3 separate regions of the Homo sapiens genome follow, and all the other regions are linked to region 1. A link is a loop called in an ENCODE intact Hi-C map of the cell type or tissue named here. Cell type or tissue: endothelial cell of umbilical vein. All regions are shown on one strand.

The links. Peaks named below come from ENCODE experiments on the same cell type or tissue, not always from the same donor. Only the 100,000 strongest peaks of a DNase experiment are listed, where the experiment ranks them.
Region 2: a loop joins it to region 1, with 2.6 times the contacts of the local background. A loop is called at or near these places in 2 of 110 quality-filtered maps.
Region 3: it touches region 1 in a loop (2.0-fold over the local background); 11 of 110 quality-filtered maps call a loop at or near these places.

Annotation. Positions count from the first base shown.
Region 1 is chr10:77,387,839-77,395,838 of GRCh38, forward strand. All of the region lies in intron 2 of KCNMA1 (potassium calcium-activated channel subfamily M alpha 1), which reads right to left. Among named protein-coding and RNA genes, the nearest start is that of KCNMA1-AS3, 41 kb to the left of the region's middle. In endothelial cell of umbilical vein, a CTCF peak has its summit at 4,213 (motif pointing right); DNase peaks (open chromatin) are centred at 4,233 and 5,163; H3K27ac peaks cover 3,974 bases.
Region 2 is chr10:77,526,828-77,534,827 of GRCh38, forward strand. The region is part of intron 1 of KCNMA1 (potassium calcium-activated channel subfamily M alpha 1); the gene reads right to left. It overlaps LOC124902464 (a long non-coding RNA gene), which reads right to left. Exons shown (of 2, transcript XR_007062205.1): 2 at 1-8,000. Among named protein-coding and RNA genes, the nearest start is that of KCNMA1, 110 kb to the right of the region's middle. RefSeq lists enhancers at 4,204-4,705, 4,493-5,692, 4,706-5,205. In endothelial cell of umbilical vein, no CTCF peak of the experiment used is centred here; a DNase peak (open chromatin) is centred at 4,784.
Region 3 is chr10:77,247,977-77,255,976 of GRCh38, forward strand. KCNMA1 (potassium calcium-activated channel subfamily M alpha 1) reads right to left here. Exons shown (of 28, transcript NM_001161352.2): 3 at 3,219-3,280. Among named protein-coding and RNA genes, the nearest start is that of KCNMA1-AS3, 99 kb to the right of the region's middle. In endothelial cell of umbilical vein, a CTCF peak has its summit at 3,481 (motif pointing right); a DNase peak (open chromatin) is centred at 3,505; H3K27me3 peaks cover 196 bases.

The DNA.
Region 1 (8,000 bases):
AACTCCTGACCTCAAGTGATCCACCTGCCTTGGCCTCCCAAAGTGCTGGGATTACAGACGTGAGCCACTGCACCCAGCCCTCGGAATTCTTTAGAGCAGAGCCATTATGACTGTTTGCTGCTGAACCTTAAATCTTTGGCCAAATATTCTCTGTAGCTGCTACTGATCAATCAGAATGAACCCAGAAGATGAAAGCTGATGAAAGATGATGAAAGTTCACCATTGCTAGACTTGATCTCTTCTAATCCTTAAACACTAGAGCCAGATAAGATTGCATGTCATGTGTAATCTCATTATAGACATCCTTAACTAAGTCCTACCTTGGTTTTCTTTTCTCTTTGGCCTTCTTTCCAAGTCTTAGCAGCCAAGGCTGTGAAATAAGAACTGGTATGAAGGCTCTTCATTCAACTCCACATCTGAAGCTCTGAAAGTGACCTTGTGCACTTTTCTTGAGCCTCTTTACTTTACGTTCCCCCATTCTGCCACAAAGCTCCTGGTGGGGCTGGTGTCTCCTCTACTCTCCTGCTGATTTCATCAAGGTAAAGAATTCTATTCCTTTTCAAATGCTTTGAGATCATGGGATAGAAGACAGCCTGGGGAAGTTCAAAGACGTTTAATCATTAGCCTCAGTTCTTTTGAAAATTATTAAAGAGCCCAGAATTAGAAATTCAGATTTCCTCCAAATCCCTGAGAACAAACAACTCTCTTGTAAATGGCTTAATGTGTCTGTTTAATGTACACAAAATTATCTTTCAGGAAAGTGGATTGTTTTTTATATCATTTTGCATCTCTAAAATATACCACCTATGGCAAAAGGATTGGGATTCAAAGTCTGACAAAATCTACAGCAGAAATAATTAGCACCAGAGGCTGTTTCTGAGAGTTAAATGAAAGAGAAACTGGTTATTTATTTATTTCTTTTCTCTCTATCTGTATCTCTCCATCTCAGCCCCGGGAAGAGGAATTGTATCTCTTGGTGCTAGAAGGGTGGCTTGCTGAATTGCCTTTACAAGGTTTTTTTCTGTAAGACAACAACTGAGCCCCCAACACACAACTCCCTGTGGGCCGCAGTGCTATGGAAACAGCTGCAGTGCTCCAACTCTGGGGAAAACAACCAGATAAACCCACTGGTTTGCAAACTAGGCACAAGGGCAGAGGAATAGTGATGTTTTCTAATTTAGCATCCAGGGAGGCAAGGGGGAGTCTTTGCTTAAATCATGTTAATGAAATTGGAAACACTTGAAATAGCCCATTGAGGGTCTGTTGCCCCTGTTTTTTAAAGTTCATCTAAAAGTTAACCTACAAGGAATTTTCATTTGGGGAATTTCTGCAATGTCAACTCCACTGATCACCCACAGTGTTTAACACCCTTGCTATAAATTTGGGGGCTAGCTTGGCAGCTCCTGCCACCCCCCTGAGTCTGCTACCTTGCTCCAGAAATAAAAAATGACTTTGGCCACAGTAATGTTTCCTCGATCCTCAGCCCCTCCTGGGGGCCTCCGGCAGTCATTATTTTAAATAAACATGCCTTTTATTGTTTTCAGGTACACAGAGATGGAGGCGCTTCTACCTCTGGAGGAGGGATGGACTTTCAGGGGCCCCATGATTTGCAGCAGTTCAGTCAAAAGCAATACAAAGAGCAAAGGATAGGGGCTGTTATCTCACCCAAGAGCTCCTCAAGCAGAGGATACTCAATTGGAAAGGAGGCTCTTCCAGTCAAATTTGGGGCTAGTGGGGTCACCACGTTTGATACCAACTAGGAACAACATCCCCTTAGAGGCTTCCAACTGAGGAAGGTTCCAAAAGAGAGCTCCATGGCTGAAATGATTCAAAAGAAGCCAACTCCTTCTCATTGAGCTGGCCCTTTGGAATATGGCCCCCTCCTCCCACGGCATCCTTCCCCCTGCCCAGTGCCTCAGGCCCATCTACATGCTTCTACCTATAGGCTTTGCTTCTTCTCTAGAAAGGAGCAAAGAAGGAAAAGAATCATTGGAGGTGAGTCAAAAGCAGGCACCGTAACTCACGGGGCCTTGTAAGCCAGGGACACAGTTTCAGATTTTACTTCAAATGGAGGCAAAACCATGGGAGAGCCATGCAGAGACACCCCTTGATGAACTCTGCTTCACGCCAATCACTCTGGCAGCTAAGAAAAGTGCATTCTCTCTCCTTTTGCAGTTCTCCTGGTGCCTAGCACAGGGCCAAGGGCACAGTAGATGTGAGCCTAACACTTGTGGCCTTTGCTGATGAAGGACAGTGAAGGGGATAAGAAAACATAAAGATATTTTGGGCTGCAAGGGAACGAACTACTGAAAAACTACTGCGGCCCCCTCTATTTATGGAGATGCTGAGGCCTTGGAGAGGGAATTGACTTGTCCAAGGTCAACCAGAAAAGTGATAGCAAAGCCAGGGTTAGTATCCAGGTTTCTGCTGATTGCAGCTCCTCAGATAAAAGTAAGTGACTTGCCTCTCTTCTCCCATATCCAGAATTGATCTCAAACACTGTCATGAATCCCCAAGGGCCAGAGAGACACACAGCATAGACCAAGGTGAGTAAACTGTTTTCTCTCTTTCTGATGATCTGAGCTTTTTCCTGGAGAGATCTCAGGTGGCCAAGAAACCAAGTTGCCCACCTCATGGTTCAGAGGAAACAATAACCTCCTGGCAGCTTCCCTGGGAGCCCATGCAGGTGCCTCAGGGATTAAGGAGCTCCTGAAAACAACTCCTTTCCTTTGCAGGAAGTGATTTTCCACCCCTGAGGCATAACACCAGGCAGAGGCTCTATCAGTGCCTGCTGATATAATTAGCTCTGGACAGACTCTCCAACCAAGGCAGACACAACCAGGCCCTTGCTCTAGAAACAAAAAGAATGTTCTGGACCTATCCCAGTACACTTCCAAACCCCACGCCTTCCTGGGCAAGTCGGGGCTCAGAGACCAACAAACCCAACAGACTTCAGCAGCAGCCAGGGAGCTGGCAGCCTCTGTCCCCTGAAATGCCACTTTTTTTTTTGTGATTCAGCCTCTGTTTCAAGCTATTTTTAGTGTAAGCAAAGGCTGCATCTGAGGGAAGGTGGTGTGGGAAAGGGGTCTTTACTTTCTCTCTCCTTTTCAATGAACTGTCCTGTTTCCCTTAGGACAGCCATTTCACCAAAAGCCACAAAACATGTGGGGAGGGAGGATTAAAAAGAAAAATGGGAAAAAGGTCAAAATTCAGCCTGTTTGCTAAAAGTCTGGGAACAGTTCTAGGAAGGTGATAGTTTCTCGATCCTTTGCGTTAACCTGCTGAATCCTGGGCTGCTCCTGCCAGTGGGGAACCAATATGCCCAGTCCATCTACCTTCCGAATTAACCAACCTCCAGTAAACAAGGAAGGCCCAGAAGTTTGCTCTCCCAGGGACGTGGTGCAAACAGGTTTAATGGTCCCCCTTGATGCCCCAGGGAAGGATGTGTGCCCTTGGAGGCTTGTGAACAGAGAAGCAAGCTTCCGCTCACAGAGGACCCTGGCTTCCCACCCTCACCCCGTCTCCATCATGTCAGCACAAGGCCAATTTTACAAACTGAAATTAACTGGATGAGCAAAAAGATAGCCTTGGTGCTTAAGAGGCTTGGGTACATTTAATTGAGTTTCCAAGTGCCCTGATTCCTTAAGAAAGCCAGAGAAGCCACTGTTATGTCCTAGATCCCTCACTACTCAAACAGGAGAGAATAGTTTTTACAATAAAAATTTTAGGGCAAATGGTGGCTTTCTGTTGTTGTCATTTCCCTGAAGTAGGTTTTTTGTTTGTTTGTTTGTTTGTTTGTTTGTTTGTTTTTTTCTGGAAAAAGCCTCACTCTGGACCCAGAGTCTAAAAATGAGGCTTTTAGTGCACCAAATTGGGCTGTTTGGGGCCCGTAGGCACGAGTCAGTCTGCCTCCTCCTAAACATAGCCTCGTAAACTAAACTTGGAAGCATCAGCTTGCGTGTGGTCCCGAGTGTGACTTTCCAAGCATGCACTCCCCTGCAACGACAAAGGCTGATGACTTTGTCATCATCATCTCTATTTTTGAGTCTCCCTGCTAAACAAACTTTCTCGCAGCTGAAATGGAGGCTCTAAGGATATTTTTCTGACAAAAACGGAGTGCTAAGCCATCAGCACCCTCTGAAGGCCTTGGGGGAAAACCTGGGTAAGAAAAGTCTCCCAGCCCAACTCAGTAGCCGCAAATACAGACATTTCATTTCCTGAAATGCCTCCAGGGGGCGCCAGCTTTCATGGGTTGGGAAGGAGGGAGGGAAGGACGGAGGAATGGAATGAGGCGAGGAAGGAAGGGAGGGAGGGAGGAAGGGAGGGAGGGAGGAGGGAGGAGTGGGGGAGGTGGGAGGGGGCAGTGGGGAGGAAGGAAGGAAGGGAGAGAGGGAAAGAAGGAAGGGAGAGAGGGAAGGGAAGGGAGGGAAAGGAAGGGAGGGAAGGGAAGGAAGGTAAGGGAGGCAAGGGAGGGAAGGGAGGGAGGCAGGGAGGGAAACCAACTACTCACATATTTGCCCAGGCCCCTGGGATTCAGCTGCAGAACTGCACAGGATGTGCAATCAGGACTAGAATGTCTGAGCTCCCAGGCCTGTCCAAGGGACTGAGAGATGGGTCACAGGTTCTGACTTATCACTAAACCCTACTTCAGAAACCTTGCCACCCCAAATCATTCTAGAAAATGCAAGCATAACATTTCCACCTTCAACACTTTGGATGACTGCACTTTGCAGCTTTTGCTGAATGAACCAACATATGTCCAGCACATTGAACAGTATCTGACCCCGAGCAGGTGCTCCAGAATGTTTGAAGGAATGGATGAAGGGATGGAGGAATAGCTCAGAGGAGCTGCCTCGCATGTGCAGTAGAATCTGGGTCTTTATCTTCTGGTGACCTCACACGCTTTCCCATCTCCTTTCAATGAATGTGTGGTCACTACCTGTCAAAATGTACATCAAACCCACCTCCCCAAATACTGGTGCAGATGTGCCCTCCGAAACCAGCCTGTCCCTGCCCTGTCAGCCTCGCCCCACCTCCAGGGAGAAGTGGATACGGAGACCACAGTAAGTGCACTTGACCCTTTTTCCTTAAGACTCATCTGTTGTCCTGCCAAGGCATTTCCTGTGACACATGCGCCCACAACGTACAGCTCCAGGGAGAGCCCAGCCCGTTCTCCAGTCCCCAGCCAGCTCAGGGAGGCTATATGAAGTGAGAATTTCCTGGCCAATTTGACAATGGTGAGTCAGGCTGGCATGAGCCAGCTGCAAAGAGGACGCAGCCTGGACAAGCCTGAATTAAGTGTGTGCACAGAGCAAACATCATCATCTGGATGGATCCAAACCAGGGCTTGCCTGGGGCATTCAGAGCCTTTCAGATGGCCCTGCCCAGAGCTGCTCAGCACTCTTGGAAGATGTCTGGGTTTGGGGAGGCTCAAGGGCTGTTCTTCTACCCCTGCCCCAGAAAAGGATTTGTTCTTCACCCCCTGACCCGTCTGTCTCCATACCAGCCCATTTCCTCCATGACATGGTGACCGGGCTCACACACACAATAACAAAAATAATAATAACCATGCTTATCAAGCACTAACCATGTCAGAGGCACTGTTCTAAATATTTTACATGCATTAACTCATTAAGAGGCAGGGACTATTATTGTCCCCATTTTGTAGATGAGGAAACTGAGGTATGAGACAATGAAGCCACTCGCCCAGGGTAAAAGCCAAGCCCCTGAGACAGATGGAGCTGGGAGTCAGGAGTCTGCAGAGGCTGGGCTTCCAACTGCCCAGCCGCACCACACACAGCAGCTCCTTCCCAAGATGGGTGTCCCAGGGAGAGAGGCAATGCAAGAGCTGAAGTGAGTTTTGAGGCTGCTATGGGCTCCACCCATCCTCCTTGTTTGTTCCAATCAAGTGAGAACGAGACACAAGGAGCAAGATGGAGATCAAAAAAGAGTAGGAGCTCTAGTTCAGATCATGATGCACTGACAAAGGGGCAGGGTTTCTCACTCCCAGGCCCCAACAGAGACTGAAGCAAAGCGGACAGAGACAAGACAGGACCGGCAGAAGCAGGCCGGACTGGCTGCTGACTGCACAGAGGCTGCAAGTGCTCTGCTTGCTTACCAGGCCCCCACTGACCTGTGCTACGCTCAGTTCTGTATACTAGGGAACACCAATCAATGTCGGTGGATCACACAGGTGGATGAATGGACATAGATGGATGGGCAGACAGACAATGGGATGGAAGGCCAAAGCAGGCACCCACATGCACCTGGAAACTTCAGAGGAGAGGGAAAACAGCCATGCCAGCACTTGCCATCAGAGCCCTGAGGGCCTGGGAGCCAGAGATGAGTGGCCAGGATCAAGTGGGCTGTCCCTGGACCAGGAGGCTCTTCCTCACTCTGGAGCCAACTGAGGGTTGATTTCTGAAACTCTCCTTCATTTTCACAGCAGCCCTGGGGAGGGCAGAGGAGCCAACACACCAGCTAGTAAAATTAACAGCTGCTCTTTACAGGGCGTGCCGGAGAGCCCAGCACATGGCTCGAGGCCTGCAGACCAGAAGCTGCTGCGAGCTGAGGTGCCTGGCCTGCAGGCCCTGATCAGGGGTCCTCTTGGGGGTAAGGCTTAGACTCTGAGCTGCCAGCAGGGCCTGGGGTGTGGGGGCTGCCGAAGCAGTGGGCAGGTGGATGGAGAAACTCAAGGAATGATGCTGCTACAAAATTCTCAGACATATTCTCCTGACCTTGCGAAGTGGAAATCCATATGTTCACCCCAGCTGGGAATCTGCTATGGAACTTGGGGACCCACCTGGCTCTGGCCTCTCCATCTCTAATGCAGTACTTAGTTGAGCTTGGGGAAGTGAATGTAGACACGTCCCCATGAGAAGGGGACAGATGTTATATCTTATCTATTACCTATGCCATAGGTAACTTATGGAGCAAGTCCTGTAGGCCACTTGAAGAGGAATATTGACAGGCATACAGGGAGTGGCAATTGTTTCTTTACAGGGACAGATGGTAATTATTTTAGGCTGGTGGGTGTTTTGGACTCCGGATACTACTCAACTCTGCCTTTGTAGCTTCTTACAGAAGCAGCCACAGACGATACGTAAATGAGTGAGCATGGCTGTATTCCAATGCAACTTTGTTTATGGACGCTGAAATTTGAATTTCATATAGCTTTCACATGTCACAAAATACACTTATTTTGATTTTTAAAAAATAACCATTTAGGCCAGGTATGGTGGCTCACATCTGTAATCCCAGCACTTTGGGAGGTCAAGGTGAGAGGATTGCCTGGGCCCAGGGGTTCAAGACCAACCTGGGCAACACAGTAGAACCCCATCAGTACAAAAAATTTAAGAAAACATAGCATGTCATGGTGGCCTGCACCTGTAATCCCAGCTATCAGGGAGGCTGAGGCAGAAGGATCGCTTGAACCCAGGAGTTTGAGGTTGCAGGGAGCTATGATTGCACCAATGCACTCCAGCCTGAGCAATAGAGTGAAACCTTGTCTCTGAAAAAAAAATAAAAAAATGTAAAAACCATCCTTAGCTTATGAACCACACAAAAGAGGCAATGAGCCAGACTGTCCCACAGGCTATAACTAACTGATCCCTGGGCTAATTAAATGTTTCCCAAAGTGAGTGCTATGTGATGCCCACAGGTATTACATGGGGAAAGGATTCCACAGGGAAATGAAAATGGAAAATGCTGGGCAAAACAGAGCCTTTCCGCTTTCTGACTGCAGGACTTCTGTAAGTATTTATATGCTGATATGCATTGGCAATCTCGAGGAGGGGGATGAGAAATGAAGTCTATCCAAGTTCCCAGGGAACCATTTTTATCCGGGAACAATTCGTGGGTCTAGTGTTCTATGGAACCTAATTAAAGCCATGAGGATAAAGTCTAACCAACTGTCAGCAACAGCACTATGAAATGCGATCCTGCTGCTCTTTGAATATTTCTAGTAACAGGCAGCTCACTACCTGTCGGGGGAGACTGCT
Region 2 (8,000 bases), 140 kb after region 1:
CTCTCTCTCTCTTCCCCCTCTCCAACTTCCCATCCTCCCTCTCCATATCTCCCCCTCTCTAATTCACCAAGGTAACAAAAGAAACAATAATTAAGTCAATGAGCATGCTCGCATGTGCAACAAAAAATACCTCTCTTATTACATTGCCATTTCCTTTTCAAATCCTTTGGGGGCATTGTGTACAAATATAGTAAACAGCATTAGAGGGAAATAATGCCGACACATACTTCTGGGAGCTCGTCATGTCCCTTTAAGACAAGGCCCACTGTTCAGTTCCATTCTAGGCCACAGCTCGGGTTTCAAGCCCAAGGTCCCCTTACTGCCTCATGCAGTATTAATATGGCCCTGGCATACTCCCAAATTTACATTATGAACCATAATCTGGGCCAGCTCCCACAGGACGAACTGGCTTGGGGCTCCCCTCTTCATTTCCCCAGAGGGCCTTCTCCCCATCCATAGCCAGGCCACCCCCTTCCCCAGGGATCCCCCACTTTCAGCCTCAGCCAGGGGAACACACAAGTGCTTTTCAACAAGTAGTTAATTCCCTAGCATGGAGTATCATCTGTGGGGGCTGCTTACACAATGGCAGAGGAATTGCGCTGTCCTGCAGGCAGTCACAGGGGGAGAGGGGAAGAAGGCACTCTCAGACATTAGAGCCAGAGCCAACTCAGGGTCACTTCTGTGGCAGGCCTGAAAGCACCACCAGGATGTCCAGGCCAGGAGGTCCCATGGGCATACCCAGATCTGCTGAAGGAGGCCTCTCTGTCTCTTCTCTGTGTCTCTTCCTCTCTCTCTCCCCAGTTATAACCAGAAGGCAGGTGCAATTTCTAGAAGAGCCCATAAACCATTTCCATTTATTAAAAGAGAAAGAAAGAGAGAGAGCGAGAGAGAGGTGAGGCTGGTGGGGAGTGAGGAGGAGGCACAAGGAAGGAGTGCAGAGGGGAGGCAAGGCAAGGAAAGAACACAGGGTGGAGGGTGGCTGAGTGGGCCCTGGTGCAGCCCTCATCCCCAGGGGCTGGCTCGGGCTCCATGCTGTGCGCACAGCCTCCAACCACCATCAGGAGGCTACAGGCTCCATCCAGGATGTTGTCTATGGGACTCCTGTCTCTGAGGCACCATGGGGTGTGTTGGGGAGAGACTGCACTCTGGACAGCCTGTCTGGGTTCAATTCCCAGACCCTCTACTCACAAGCTGTGTGACCTTGGGTATGATGCTTAACCACTCTGTGCCTGCATCTCCTCATCTGAAAACCAGGACCAAGAAGAGTGCCCACCACCTGGGGTTGCTTGTGAGGATGGAAAACAGGACCTGGCACAAGGTGTCTAGCCCATGCCTCAGAGCTTGCACCCAACAGAGCAAGTAACAAGGTCAAGGCAACAACAGAGGGTGGACCTGAAACACATCCTCAAGAATCCAGCAATTTCCTCAATAAGTTAAACACAGCATTACCATAGGATCTAGCAATCCCATTCCTAGGCATATACCCCAAATCAAACACAGGCCTGGCACAGTGGTTCATGCCTGTAATCCCAGTACTTTGGGAGGCCGAGGCAGGCAGATCACCTGAGGTCAGGAGTTTGAGACCAGCCTGGCCAACATGGTGAAACCCTGTCTCTACTAAAAATACAAAAAATTAGCCGGGTGTGATGGCGGATACCTGTAATCCCAGCAACTCGGGAGGCTGAGGCAGGAGAATCGCTTGAACCAGGAGGCAGAGGTTGCAGTGAGCTGAGATTGTGTCACTGCACTCCAGCCTGGGTGACAGAGTGAGAGCCCATCTCAAAAAAAAAAAAAAAGAAAAGAAAAGATACCAACAAAAGCTCGTACACAAGTGTTCATAGCAGCACTATTCACAATAGCCAAAGGCGGAAACAACACAGATGTCCATCAACTGATGTATGAATAAGAAAAATGTGGTGTGGCCATGCACAGAACTAAAGGAACGGAGTACTGCTGCATGCCACAACACAGGTGAACCTCAAGAACATTATGCTAAGTGGAAGAAGCCGGACACAAAAGGCCACATATCCTATCATTCTACTCATAGGAAATATCCAAATAGGCCTCAAGAAGCAGCAAGCAGATCACAGGTTCTCAGGCTGGATGGAGGAGAGAACGGCAGTGACTCCCCATTGGTCCAGGGTTTCCATCTGCAGTGCTGGACGGTTCTGGAAGTAAGTAGCACAGATGGTTGAACAGAATTCTGGTTGTATACTTAAAATCTCACAATGGTCAATTTTATAGTGTGTATATTTTACCATAATAATAAAAAAAAAGAATTCAGAAAGGGCACAGCACTCAGACTCTTCTCCCCTGAGTCCTCTCACGTGGTGAAGAGCCAGGCAAAAGGGTTGAGGGCATTGTTGTTATGCACTAAGTTCCCCCACTGTGTTCCTGCCCTCCCCTCTTTTTCCCCCTGCACCACTCTGCCTGTGGTTTCCCAGCTCACCTCTGGGCCTTTCCTGTGCTATTCCCTCTGCCAGGAGTGCAGCCCCTGCCACCCCAGCACCCTCCCACCTCAGCCAGCCTAGCTCCTCTCAGCCCTTCAAACCCAGCTCAGCCCCTGCCTGCTGTAGAAGGCTTTCCCTTGTTAAGATCTCCTCCTCAGGGCTCCCACCTCACTCCCCGGCACCTACCCTTTGTCAAAGCACCATGTTCTGTGCATGCTAGACAGAGCTCCCCACCTCAGCTGTAAGCTTCTTCCATGCAAGGGCCAGATCTAATTTACTCTTATACCCTTAGAGCCGAGCACAGAGAAATTATATAAATAACAAATGAGTTAAAACTACAGACTATTATCTAGAAGTCATGAGATAGGAAAGAAAAATTAGTTATGAAGAAGGGACTCTCAATTCCTAGATAACTTAACCCCATTCTCACCCCTGATCCCAGAACCTCTCCAGGGAAAAGAATGAGGACACCCCAAGCAGAGAGTGACCAGGCCAACCAAGAGCCCCCACGTGGGCCTTTGTCAGGAAAGTCAGGGGCTGAAGAACCATGACATCCTAATCCCAGTTTGGAGTGGACAGCCTGGCCTTGGATTCAGTCTCCGCTACTTTCTTCAAGGGAGCCAAGTACTAGGCTCTCCCCACCTCTTACCTCATTCAAACCTGCAGAGGTAAAAGCCACCTTATAGAGGAGGAAATTGAGACTCCGGGAGGTCAGGCGCATGCCCCGACAACAAAGCTAATAATGTTCAACACCACAGGCATCTGAGGCCAAAACTTGTGACTTTTAAATTCGTTTCCTCTTCCTCCAGCAGTGTCTACATGGTTGCCTCCTCAATCTTCTAACTAACACGAGAAGGCCAGAGACACAGGCAATGCTAAAGGACAGATCCTTGTGGTGCTGGACTAACCCACCGAATGCAGCTGGGTCCTGTTCCAAAAACTCACTTCAAACAATGATGCTATTGACCAGGATAGACAGAGGGACAAGGAAAGAGAGATCCTTGGGGAAAGACACAAAATGATTCATCTCAGCCACTGTGCTCAACTACTTGTGTGGCTTTGAGTAAGTCCAGGTCTCTCTGGGGCTTTTTAATTTTTCCCTTTTGTAAAAAAATTGTCTAAGTCTAACATAAAATGCAGTAAATCATCTCCAAAGTCTCTTCTAGCTCTTAGGTTCTAACACTATTACAACTAACAGCTTCCCCAGAAGGATCTAGAAAAAGTGGCCATCTTGTCCACATTCACTTAGTGCAAGTCACGCCTAGAGCAGACAGCGTTGCCTGTGAGGGTGATGCAGTGCACAAAGCTAAGTCACCATCACCTTTTCTCTGGGAGCTTCTTATACCAATGCCCCAAACATTCCTTGTACCAGGACAGACACAAAGAGAAAGATGCATTTATTCTGCTCCCACCACATGTTCTATAGGAGACCTGTAGTGTAGGTCTCAGTAGTACTCCAAATTCTGTCATTCTCTCCCATCTTCCTGATTTCTGCCCCGCCTGCCTGCCTGCACTAATATTCAGTGCATATTATCCTTGAAATCAACTTGAAATTGTCTCGATTTTTTCAAATTAGCATTGTCCTGGGCAATAATATCTGTGAAATCACGAGCTCTGATGTACTAGTTCTATTTTTCCACAAGTGTATTCAAATACACAACTATAATAAGAAATTCGTCTGTGTCCCTCCTCAAAGCATCTTGCATCCCACCAGCATTGAGGTGTGGCAAAACACAGCAGTAGCTCACTTAGTCTCCACCAGCAAACCTCTTAGGCCAAACAAAGCTGTTTCCTACCATTTTAGAAAAACCGAGACTTGGGGAAGCAAGCGTTCAAGGTGACGCAGCCAGAAAGCACCACGCGGGGCTTCAAACTTGGGTGTGCCTGATTCTAAGTCCCAAGTCTTTGCCGCTCTTGTAAGCATCCAGCTTGTCTACAGCAGATGGGGGTGAATGAAAGTCAAGAGATTGTAAATAATGCCAATGACCTTTATCACCTATTCTACTTAATCCTGTCCTAAGAACTTGACAGCAAGATTTTCCACGATAATCTGAAATGAGAGTAATTCATCTATGCATAAACAAAGCTGACAGCCAGCATACTGAAATGGACAGAAGGAGAGCACTGTATGAGTCCAGACCAGTTAGCTCCCTGGGCAGGTGCCCCTCACCCACGCCAGCAAGGTCAAGGTTTATTCCCACTCCAGGCAACGCTGGGTTCAAGCTGTCCCAGTTCAGAGGCTGTACCACCGACCCTGCCAGCGCTCCTGCAAATGCACAGCTTAGTCACAAGGGACTCCGGCTGTGCATGTGCGTGACTCAGCACACATCCCTCAGCCCTCCAAGGAAAACAATGACAAGAGCACATGGGATCAGCAGTGTCATCCGTGAACACAGAAACACCCGGCCCTTCATGCATAAACCCACCAAAGAAAAGGGCTTCCAACCTAGCCTGGAAAATTCAAGAACTGGAAGGGCTGGTGCTCAAAGTCATCTGGTCTGACCCCTCACAAGACAGCAAGGAAAAACCAGAGCCAAGAAAGAGGCAACAAGGGACTTGCCCACGGGCACTCAGCTGTGTCAGTCCAGGGCTAAAAGGAAGTGCCCCTACAGCTTCCTGCAGAGTCAGCAGCCCCAGGCACAGTACTTCTCTCTGCCCACGTGGCACTGAGGAAATTGCCAATTACAGAGCTATGCCCTAAATTCAGGAATCAATAAAGTGTAAGTGGAGAGCCCAGTTACCCATATGAATTCAACAACAACAAAGAAAAATGAAGAGGAAAACTACCCAGCTCATTATCTCTCTGAAGTGTTTTCCAGTAACAACTCAATACGAATCAGAAATAATCTCCTACGAGAAGCAGCAACTGGGGGGAAAATGCACTGAACTGTGCTTGGAGAAAGAAGGGGCTGGCCATGCATTCCAGCACGATGAGAATCCCCCCGTGTGTCACGCAATATGCCAACTGCAGGAGGATCCCCCAAGCAGGCGTGTGCTAACACGTCATTTGACTCCAACACGAGATGACTTTGAGTTCCCAATGATGTGCGCAAAAGGGACAGATTCTCCCCGCCAGTACAGTGGGCTCTCTGGACCTTCTGACCAAGCCAGGAAGGGAAGAGGTTGGCAGCAGATGAGGGACTGACCAGCGAATGAAAACACAGCGATGCCAGATGCAAAGGACACTCCTTGGGTGGGAAGGAGGTAGGGTTGGTTTATTTTTTCCCAGACTTTTTCACTCATTTAAGCCTGGAGAATACCTCCCTCCAAATTTTATCCAAGAACCAGCCAATGGCCAAACCCCACTCAAAAGAGAAAACATGAACACTAAAATATTCCATGTACTGAATATTTTTAAAGCAAAGTTAGGATTTTCTAGGTTTGTTTCCATGGGGGAAGAGGGTGGTAATTAAATGATTTACAGAAGAATTTTACAACCTCTTCATTTTACAGATAAAGCAAGCAAGACATAAAGAAGCAAATGGTTTTTTCAAAGTAACCCTGATAGTCAATAGCAGAACCAAAACCAGAATGCAAGTGAAAAAATCCAGATTTGCCAAAACCTTCCTATTGGCTCTATGAGAGACTAACTTCTGAGTCCGGGCTATCCTGATGATACTGACAGGGTCCCCAAAAGCTATCATGCCTCTCTGAGTATGTTCTCTTGGCAACCTGAAATCACTCTCTTCCTTAGCTCCTCTACCATCTGTAATTAATTATTCTATAACTTTTATTGAAGACTTTCTCCCCTGCAATAGTAGAAGCTCTACTATTATGCTGGGAACATAATAAATGTTTGAAAATATTTGTAGAGTGAATGCATATGTATTTCTGACATATGAACACTCGTGCATTCAACAAACCAGGGCTGACCATCCAGGGCATGACAGTGCTTTCATCCCTCAGTGTTGCTAACATGCCCAGTGTTGAGACACCCCAACAAGGTCATACTACACATGCAGGGGATTCAACAAGGTCAGACACAACCAGAGCCCCAAGGAGCAGAGTCTACTGGGCAGACTAGCCAACACACAGAAGCGGCTGCATGACACAGGAGAAAGGGCACCCGTGAAGCTGGAGCTCCGGGTCTAGTTTCCCTTCCCTAGTCAATGATTACATGACTTAGGACAAATCATTTAACTTCTCTAGAACTTGTCTGCTTCATTTGCAAACACAAGCCAAACAAGAGGAAGGCAGGCATCCCGGGAGGAGGAACAGTAAATGTTGGAAGTAAAAGCCCTAAGGATCCTAATCTCCTTGAGTACAGGGACCAGTCTTTCTTCCCGCATCCCACCACTCTTCCCCAGATTTGTGTGCCAGGCTCTGCCCCTCCCCCACCTCCATCACTGCCCGGCAAGAGTCACCAAACTCTGACAGCATTATTCTTCCAGCCACTGACCTCCAAATATCCCTCTGATAAAATCAAATCCTAACAAAGGAGGATGAACTCCCCCTGCTTAGGCTTTGTGGGAGAGAACTGCCTGTTGCTCATTGGTAACTCAGGGCAGAAATATCAGAAGGATGAACTGTGGGGAGGCTATAAATGTGTGACTGTTCCTTACCACCTCATGGCCACCTGTACTGTCTCTATAGAGCCAAAGCTCTAAAAGGTACTCATTTGTCTTAGCTCCATGCCTGAATGTTCTACTCCTGATTACAGAGGGAGAACCCTTCCCTCTCTTGCTCCATCTATGCCAAAGCTGGCCCACTATGCTGCTTGGTGCTGGCCTCTAGGCCAGCAGCCCCTGCCAAGGGCACACTTGAGCCAGGCAGCCAGGTAACTCCAGGCCAGGCTTCCCCCTCAGGGCGTTACCAGGCTCCTCCCCAGCTTCTCCCTAGCCTGGCAAACATCCAGCCCTATGCTCATCCCAGAAACCTAAAGATAAAATCATTAGGAAAACTTCTAGCTCAGAGATGATTATTGCTATGTTATTTATAATAGCCAAACAGCAGAAACAGCCTAAATATCCTACACTAGAGAAATTATGGTGCAGCCATACCAAGTAGAATGTAGTCATAAAAAGGGTTTACATAGGAGATGTTTGTTATAGTAACTGGGAGGCAGAAGGCAGCATACAAAATTGGCAGAGGGTACAGTCAGAGCTAAAGAAGTTGAAATAATTTAAAAAATTGGTACAAGCAGGCTTAAAGAAAATGCATCAAACGATAACCAACTGGTGTCCTAGGAAGAAACTAGATACGAGGTCCTTTCTCTATCCACGTTTATGTGTATTTATTATAGCGAAGCATAAACATTACCACTGAAAAGCATCTCATTTTTCCTGAAGGAACCTAATATACTCAGGAAGATCAGGGATTTGGGCATCAAAAGTTCTGGGTTCAAGGTCCAGGTCTATCTATACAATAGGCACAAAAATACAGGTAGATGGAAGGAATAAGATCTAGTGTTCAGTAGCACAACAGAACGACTACAGTTAATAATAATTTACTCTACATTTCAAAATAGCTAAAAGAAAATATTTGAGATGTTCCCAAAACAAAGAAGTGACAAACGTTTGATCAATGTTCTTTCTGTTTCCAGCCTACAAT
Region 3 (8,000 bases), 140 kb before region 1:
TAAGATCAGACCCAAAGAAAACGCCCTATGCTGGGATCTGTCTTTGCCTAATGGCCAAAAATGAAAGGTGTGCAGCTGTCTTTGGAAGTGACTTATCCATCACCTCTGGATAGTAAAAAGAGCTTTAAAAGGTTAAAAAGATCATAAACCACCAATGATGACCTTTCTCTGAGCTGTATTGCTAATGGACAGAAGTAAAATAACTACCTAGCCTGCTTGTCCACTTGCACAACTGGAGCTGGCCTGCCTCGAGACATAGCTGGTCCAGCAGACCTAGGGAGCCTGTTTTATACATTAATCGGCATTCCTTGCACTTTTCAAAGGGCTGGGTGCAGAGAGCCTGGAATCTCAAACTTGTGCTACAGGATAGTCCTCAGCATTCTGGAGGGGAGGGGCAGCTCTGGCTAAAATTCACTGAGACAAGCCATTTCACGCATGTCTGTTGGTTTAGATTCACTTGTGGGAAAGCCTATAGACTGTCCCCTGATTCATTTATTTGAAGGGTGTAAATACTAGCTACAATTCATCTGGAGAATTCTGGGTGCTTTTTTTCCAGGGTGATGATTTAGTATAACTTCCACGAGAAGTTTAAAGCTGTCTTTCCAAAATACCCAGATGGCCAGCCAAACCATGAATGTGTAAAACTGGTAACAGTTTTGAATGAAAGACATGGATTTTAAGAATGTACATTCTACTTTCTCACTTTCTTTCCATTTGCATCTTATATGTGGATAGAACTTCATTTTTTTTTCTCATTCACTAAGCTCGATTATAATTTTTTAATAGGTTTCACTGTGTTTTATTCCTGGAAATCTATGGACTTACCATAGAGATGGCTTTAGAGATTCTACACTAATTCTCTCCCAAACTAAAACTGAGCTTGCTTGCCGTCTTTCCCAAGGAAGATGGAAAACTCCCTTGTGCTGAATCCACTGATTGGGCCTGCCACCGGACAGAATCTTCGGATATGCTCTCAGAACAAAATGAAGTCATGAAAATGAAAAGTTTCTATATAAATAACCAGAAGGTCTTCTTATAAACAAAGCCTTGCTATGCCAAATCACACAGTTTAGCAACAGAGAAGAAAGGCTAAAGCTGGGATGAGGCTACGACAGTCCTCAGGCAGAATGGGAATAGCCTTGTTTCTAACCTTATGGGCATTTTTGCCAGGAAAAGGTGAGGACAGGACTGAAGTTCCATCCTTGGGATAGACTATTTGCAAGTTCATAAAAGAAACCAGAATCAGAGAGGACTCCCAGTGCCATCTTCGCCAAGGCCTAGAAGGATCACAATTAAAGCCAAAGGACATTGAGATGGTGTAGGACATTAGGGGAAGAGGGTGCATTGGGGAATTTCATTCCTTTTCATCTTCTCACACGGAAACAGAGAACACCAGGATCTACAGAACAAAAGACTGCCTCATAGTAGACTGTAAAAAAAGACACAATCCAAATCCATCTAAAGAGCATTTTATTTCTGAGAAATACAGAGGGACAAAAGGTTAAAAAAATAAAAAAAATAAAAAAACGAAAAGGGAAGGAAGGTGCTGGCTGAGGCATCTGGACTTCTAACCCATCAACACACTCACCTCCACATTAGGGTTTTCTTTCTCTGGGACATACAAGCTTCAAGCCCAAACCTCTTTCCTGAGTCTCAGCATGGAAGTTGGCAGGGTCTGCACCCCACGACATGTAAGAACACCCCTGGAGAGAGATTGGAGAAATAAGACCAGGGGCTTTAGAGGATCTTCAGTTCAATACAAATAGGATCCAGAATCATTAACAGTAAATATTTAAAAGGGGGCTTACCTTCAATGACATGCCAATGGGAGTCTTCCAAACTTAAACAAGCTCTTCTCTTTCTTGGCTCGGGAGAGCTGATGGAGGGAGCATGTGGAATCTTGTCTCCTGACAGCGTTTAAAGGACTCTCCATCTGAGATGGGTGAGGGCAGCCCAGCCTCGCATGTGGGGTGGGCTGAAGGACCTCTGATAGGCTTAAACTTGGCTGATTCCCAGAGACAGGTTATTAAAGGAGATATTTGCTTTGTTTTCCCTGACTGACATTTTGGCCTCTCCACCCAAATGCACAAAATCCTTGGCCGGTGACCAGATGGCTCTGAGAAATTCTGAGTTTAGCTGTGCATGAAATTACCACCATCCCAAGCCACAGGAAAGGAGCACTAAGCTCAGAATTCAGGCACACCAGAGTCTGAGCCAACAGGCACACCAAGCAGGTTTCCTAGTATCAAAGTCTAGTAGCCAACCATGCCAGGGATAGAGTTTAAAGTTCAAAACACTCACACAGTGGACAATAAAGGCAACAAGCTCAAGGCCATTGTCACCAGAGTTGCCAAGTTCACGCCACAACAGAAAATGAGTTAGACTCCAGCTTGTTTCCCAGATGCCATCAACTTCATGATTTGCAATAGTATAGTTGGAACAAATTATTTCCTCAGGGTTGGCACCTGCAGGAATCAGGGCAGAACTGGCTGCAACATTGCAGTTCTAGTCTGTGCCCTCTTCATCCTTCTGCAAGGTCTTTATCATCTGTCACCCAGGCTCACTCTGGAGCACCAGTCCATTCGGCTGGCACCCAAGGAGTCTGCATGAGTGTCCACTCTAGAAGTCCTCAAATGGCCAGGGCCTCCACCTCTGGGGGTCATGATGAACTCCTCCATCCATCTCCTTACCTTCACAAGTCAAGAAGCACCAGCGTGCAATGCTTCAGCTGAATACCCGATTGGCAGGTGAAAGGATAGCATCATGCTTTCTAATCTGACCTCCAGTAAGATCAAAGCATTGGAAACCCAATTGAGAAAAGGATCCTACAACCATAGCAAGAATGGCTCAGACCCTCATCTGTGGGAAACTGTCACCCTCCCAGAAGTTGCAAATTCCCATCAAGTCATCTTAACTACTTGACATCTTCAGTGCAAATACATCATTAGGAAACAGCTCTTTAAAAATAAGTAATACCCAGCAAGAAGACTTGACCTCATATACCTCACCCTCCTATGCCAGCAGACTCAAAATAGCCTTCCTTCTGAGAACTTTCTTTCCCATTTAGAAAATCAGTACAGTACAGCACTAGCTTCCTCCAAAATCTTCTGCACTCAGAAGGTCTTGCAAAGGTTGGTGTCAAGGTAAATAAATGGATCAATGTAAAGGCTCATGATTGTTTATGAAACGAGGGCAAGAAAGTATATTTGAATACTCACTTTGATGAATCTATGAAGTATATTACAAGTGCACCGATGCTGAGAGCAAAGACTAAGACAACCTGTAAAAGAAGAGGAGAATGCCATCACTTAAGAGTTGGACCTCAGGATGTTTGGGTTTTTTGACACATACCGAAGCAGCTTTGAAATACGGTGCCCATTGCCCTTGGGGACCTGCTTGGAAATCTCACCCTCATCCCCAGCCCCCCATTACTGCTTCAGGTTTGGCTCTTCATACAGCAATGGGCAGCAACCTCGCTCCTTGCCAATAGGGGTCAGGGTAGCCTTTTATGTCTCAGGGCACTGGGTTTTTATCTGACCCTGTTATCTCGAAGTCCAGCTTCTCTGCAATTGTAGTTGATAAACTTCAGTGGGAAAAAAGCAGGTGAAAATTTAGGGTGATACAATTTTTAATATTATATGTAGTCTAGGATCTGCAGGAACTCCAATAGAGGAATATCAACTTTAACAGCTTCATTGAGGCATAATTTACATACCACAATATTCACCCATTTAAAAAGTACAATTCATCAATGACTTTAGTAAATCTACTAAGTTATGCAATCATCACTGTAATCCAGTTTCAGAACATTTTCATCATCCCAGTAAGATCCCTCATGCCTGTTAAATCAATCCCCTTTCCCATTTCCAAGCCCCAGACCACACTAATCTACTTTCTGTCACTACATAAGAGATACCAATTTGAAGATCACAAATTTGCTCGTACAAATGTCCGTGTGTGTATGTGTGGACATACATAAAGATATATTCACTGCATGTATGATCTATATGATTAGAACACTTCTGAAATATTTAGGAAAGTAGTTCCAGTTCAGGAAGTCAATTAGGCAATCCATTAGGCCAGTTATGTGACAATCCTTGTCCTACTTTACACTCTTCACTCAAAATTAATCTCCATGGATGGAAGACAGTTTTGGCATCTCCTTCAGTGGATACCTGTCATGCTAAGGTCCATAGAATGAATATGTAGCAGATTAGGCTGACACTGACACTTCTGTCCTCAGTACACATTCTACTTTCTTTAATCTTTCACAGAGGAGACTATTAATGCAAATAAAGGATAGTCAGAAATAAAGAAGATGCTTTCAGCCAACAATTAAGCCTGAGAATAAAAAGTAAGCACCACCATTACACACAATGCCTGGCTGCTAGGTCAACCTTTCCAGGTATGCTAATACCCTGAAGAGACTGCAGGCTGAAGGGCATTGGAAGTCAGTCTCCTCAGTGTCCATCTATTGACATCTCTCAGGCCTTGGCTGGTGGGTAGAGAGGAATCCCAATTTATGTAAAGACTAAGCATGATCAAGCTTTGTGTGTGTGTGTGTGTGTGTGTGTGTGTGTGCGGGCACGTGTGCCTGTGTATGTATGAGAGACAGAATCTCTCTCTTTTACACCCACCCACACACACACACACTCCTGTATTTTTTATGTGTGCCAAAGTGGCTGACAGAAAATGAAATCTGCATGAGATACTCATTTAAAGCATTGCAAAACTGCATGGAGCTCCTGGGGCAGAATGGTGGCTTGCACAGCCCAGAAAATGACCATTAAAAACAATTGGACACTGTAAAAGGAATATGCAGTTTCATAGCAACTGATAAAATCTCCATATAAAGGGAGGTGCTAAAACAATACACCACTGAGGTTTATTTCATTCTGCCATTTAAAAAAAAAAACAACTAAAACATGCTCCAATTGAATGCTGCAGTCTATCAGTAATTATCACCCGCCCAGCACTAATCCCTCTTAGCTGCCTCACCTCAACCCCTCCCATCACACATATTCATTCATATGTTCCTTTCAAAGGTACACACAAAAACAAGCAAACAAAAACATGAGCAGGCCTTCGCTTTTTCCTCTATTATCTAAAGGAGGCAGCAAAACAAAAAGCTTAAGATTAATTTTGATCTGTGCTGCTATTTCTGAGGCATAAGCAGTTAGATCCTGGCCCTGACCTCATTCTCAAAAAGCTGCAAAGAGAAGGGGTGTGGCCAGAACCCAGGAGAAGGGCCTCTTCTCCATTCATAAACAGCTGATTTAAGACTAATCCCTGTCCATTTGGCTCCCTGTGTGTGTATCTGTGAATGCTGAGCATCTGTCAGAGCTGGCTATATAGGCCTATGCCACCCAAAGCCACTGTTGCAGAAAAGGACTGGAAAGAAGCCCTTGCAAATGGCATCTACATCATTCTGTAAGGAACTCAAAATCTAAGACCCCTGCAATGGCAATGATTTCGCAGCATCCAGATGGCCAATGTAGCTGATCCTAATTTGCTCCAGCTGCCTCCACTTGGAGTCAGTGATGGGGACTAATGCATTCCTTATTTAAGCAAATCAGCCAGTGACAGGAGGAGGCCAGGAATCCTGCTACCCTCTGAAGATGAAAACTCAAATATCAGCATCTCTCTGATAGGGTAAGAGAGGGAAGAAATCCAGGAGGGAAATAACCTCCACAGCTCCCTGGCCCTGAAGACTCTGTTGAATGGACATGCATTTGGGTCCACGTATTCAGCTGGAAGGCCTCCTCTCAATGAGATACAGGATAGGCAAACTGCCCCATGATGTACGATGAAATGCTCCCTGGGGAGATGATCTGCCTCTCAGTATTAAGGTAACTGTGCACGTAGTCTTGAAACTTGCTAAATGCCTCTTTATCGTGTCAGGCTTGATCACATTGTCAGCCCAGATCCAGGTGCTGCAGAAAACACATCAATACTTTGGATGTGGCCATGAAAATAGAATCCCCATCAGAGACTTGTCTTCTCTAGGCCCCTAGCAAAGCCACCTTAGAAGTGTCAGTTTAGTCTCTCTCTTTCTCTATCTCTCTAACAAATCCCCATTGTCTGAGAACTCTAAGTTTGAAAACACAAAATGATTACATTTTAGTCTGCATGGTAATGGTATTATTATAGAGCACCCCAAATAGTCACCTAAGTATTTAACATATCCTATACATAAGGCCCAAGAAAAACAGAAGATGGGAGGCCACTTGGAGTCATGAAATATACTCTTTTTTTTTTTTTTTTAGACAGATCCTCGTTCTGTCGCCCAGGCTGGAGTGCAGTGGCGCGATCTCAGTTCACTGCAACCTCTGCCTCCCAGGTTCAAGCAATTATCTTGCCTCAGCCTCCCAAGTAGCTGGGACTACAGGTGCCTGCCACCATACCCGGCTAATTTTTTGTATTTTTAGTAGAGAGGGGGTTTCACCATGTTGGCCAGGCTGGTCTCAAACTCCTGACCTCAAGTGAACCACCTGGCTCAGCCTCCCCAAGTGTTGGGATTACAGGCATGAGCCACTGCACCTGGCAAAATATACTCTTTTTTATAGAGTCATTCTTCTGTAGATTAATCCCATGCTATTATGCAATTAGTGATAAATCATATAGTACAGGTTTAGCCAATATAAAATGAACTATTGCCTAGATGGATCATTAGTAACTGGGTAAAGATAGAAAAAGTAGGGCCCTTATCTCAATATCCTCTCCTTTCCCAAAATGTCCTTCCTTTCTACATAGTACCACTACTCTAATATCTCTTCACGAAGGGCTGAGGCCATTGGGAATCCTTTTGCAAGCTTCTATAGTTTCAGGGACAAGGAGGACAGAAGCCCAAGGGACATGGTAAAATGAGGCCAAGGAAAGCACAGTACCCCAGAAAGCAAAGCATCCCTGCCCTACAGCAGCTGAGTCATAGAATAAGACAATAACCAAGCATGTAACAAAGCATTGTCCCACACAAGGGCTTGGGGGCAGCAGTGTGATACACAGATAATTTGAGCATTGCCTCTTAGGGCACTTCTGCTAGCTTGCTTGAGAGCCTGTCCTGGTTGCTAAACTTGCCATAGTCTGAGCTCAACAAATTACCTCAGCCATCTTGGACAGTATGAATTGTCACCTTCTCAGATTTACTGAAAACACCCATATACTGTGTGGAGATATTGAGTACTCGGTGTGCCAGATTCCTAAAAACAAAAGCAATTTGATAAATGTCATTGGAACAATGGTGTTTGAGTCATCTATTTTCAAAACTCCAAGATCAAACAAGACATGTGTTTGCACAAAAGAATGCCAGGAACACACATACACGGTGTATTTTTTTTTAAGGGCAGGGTGCAGTGGCTCATGCCTGTAATCCCAGCACTTTGGGAGGCCATGACAGGTGGATCACTTGAGGCCAGGAGTTCTAGACCAGCCTGTCCAACACAGTGAAACCCTGGCTCTACCAAAAAATGCAAAAATTAGCAGTTGTGGTGGTGCACACCTGTAGTCCCAGCTACTTGGGAAGTTGAAACAGGAGAATCACTTGAACCCTGGAGGCAGAGGTTGCAGTGAGCCAAGAGTATGCCACTACACTCCAGCCTGGACAACGAAGTGAGACTCTGTCTCCAAAAAAAGCAAAATAAAAAAATATAAAAGTGGGCTGGGCATGGTGGCTCACACCTGTAATCCCAGCACTTTGGGAGGCCGAGGTGGGGGGATCACGAGGTCAGGAGTTCGAGACCAGCCTGGCCAATATGGTGAAACCCTGTCTCTACTAAAAATATAAAAAGTTAGCCAGGCATGGTGGCGCTCACCTGTATTCCCAGCTACTCAGGAGGATGAGGCAGAAGAATCTCTTGAACTTGGGAGGCAGAGGTTGCAGTTAGCCGAGATGGTGCCATTGCACTCCAGCCTGGGCAACAGAGTGAGACTCCATCTCAAAAAAAAAAAAAAAAAAATCTGTCCCTAACACCTGATGCAAAGAAGGAGCCTGGTGCAAAATG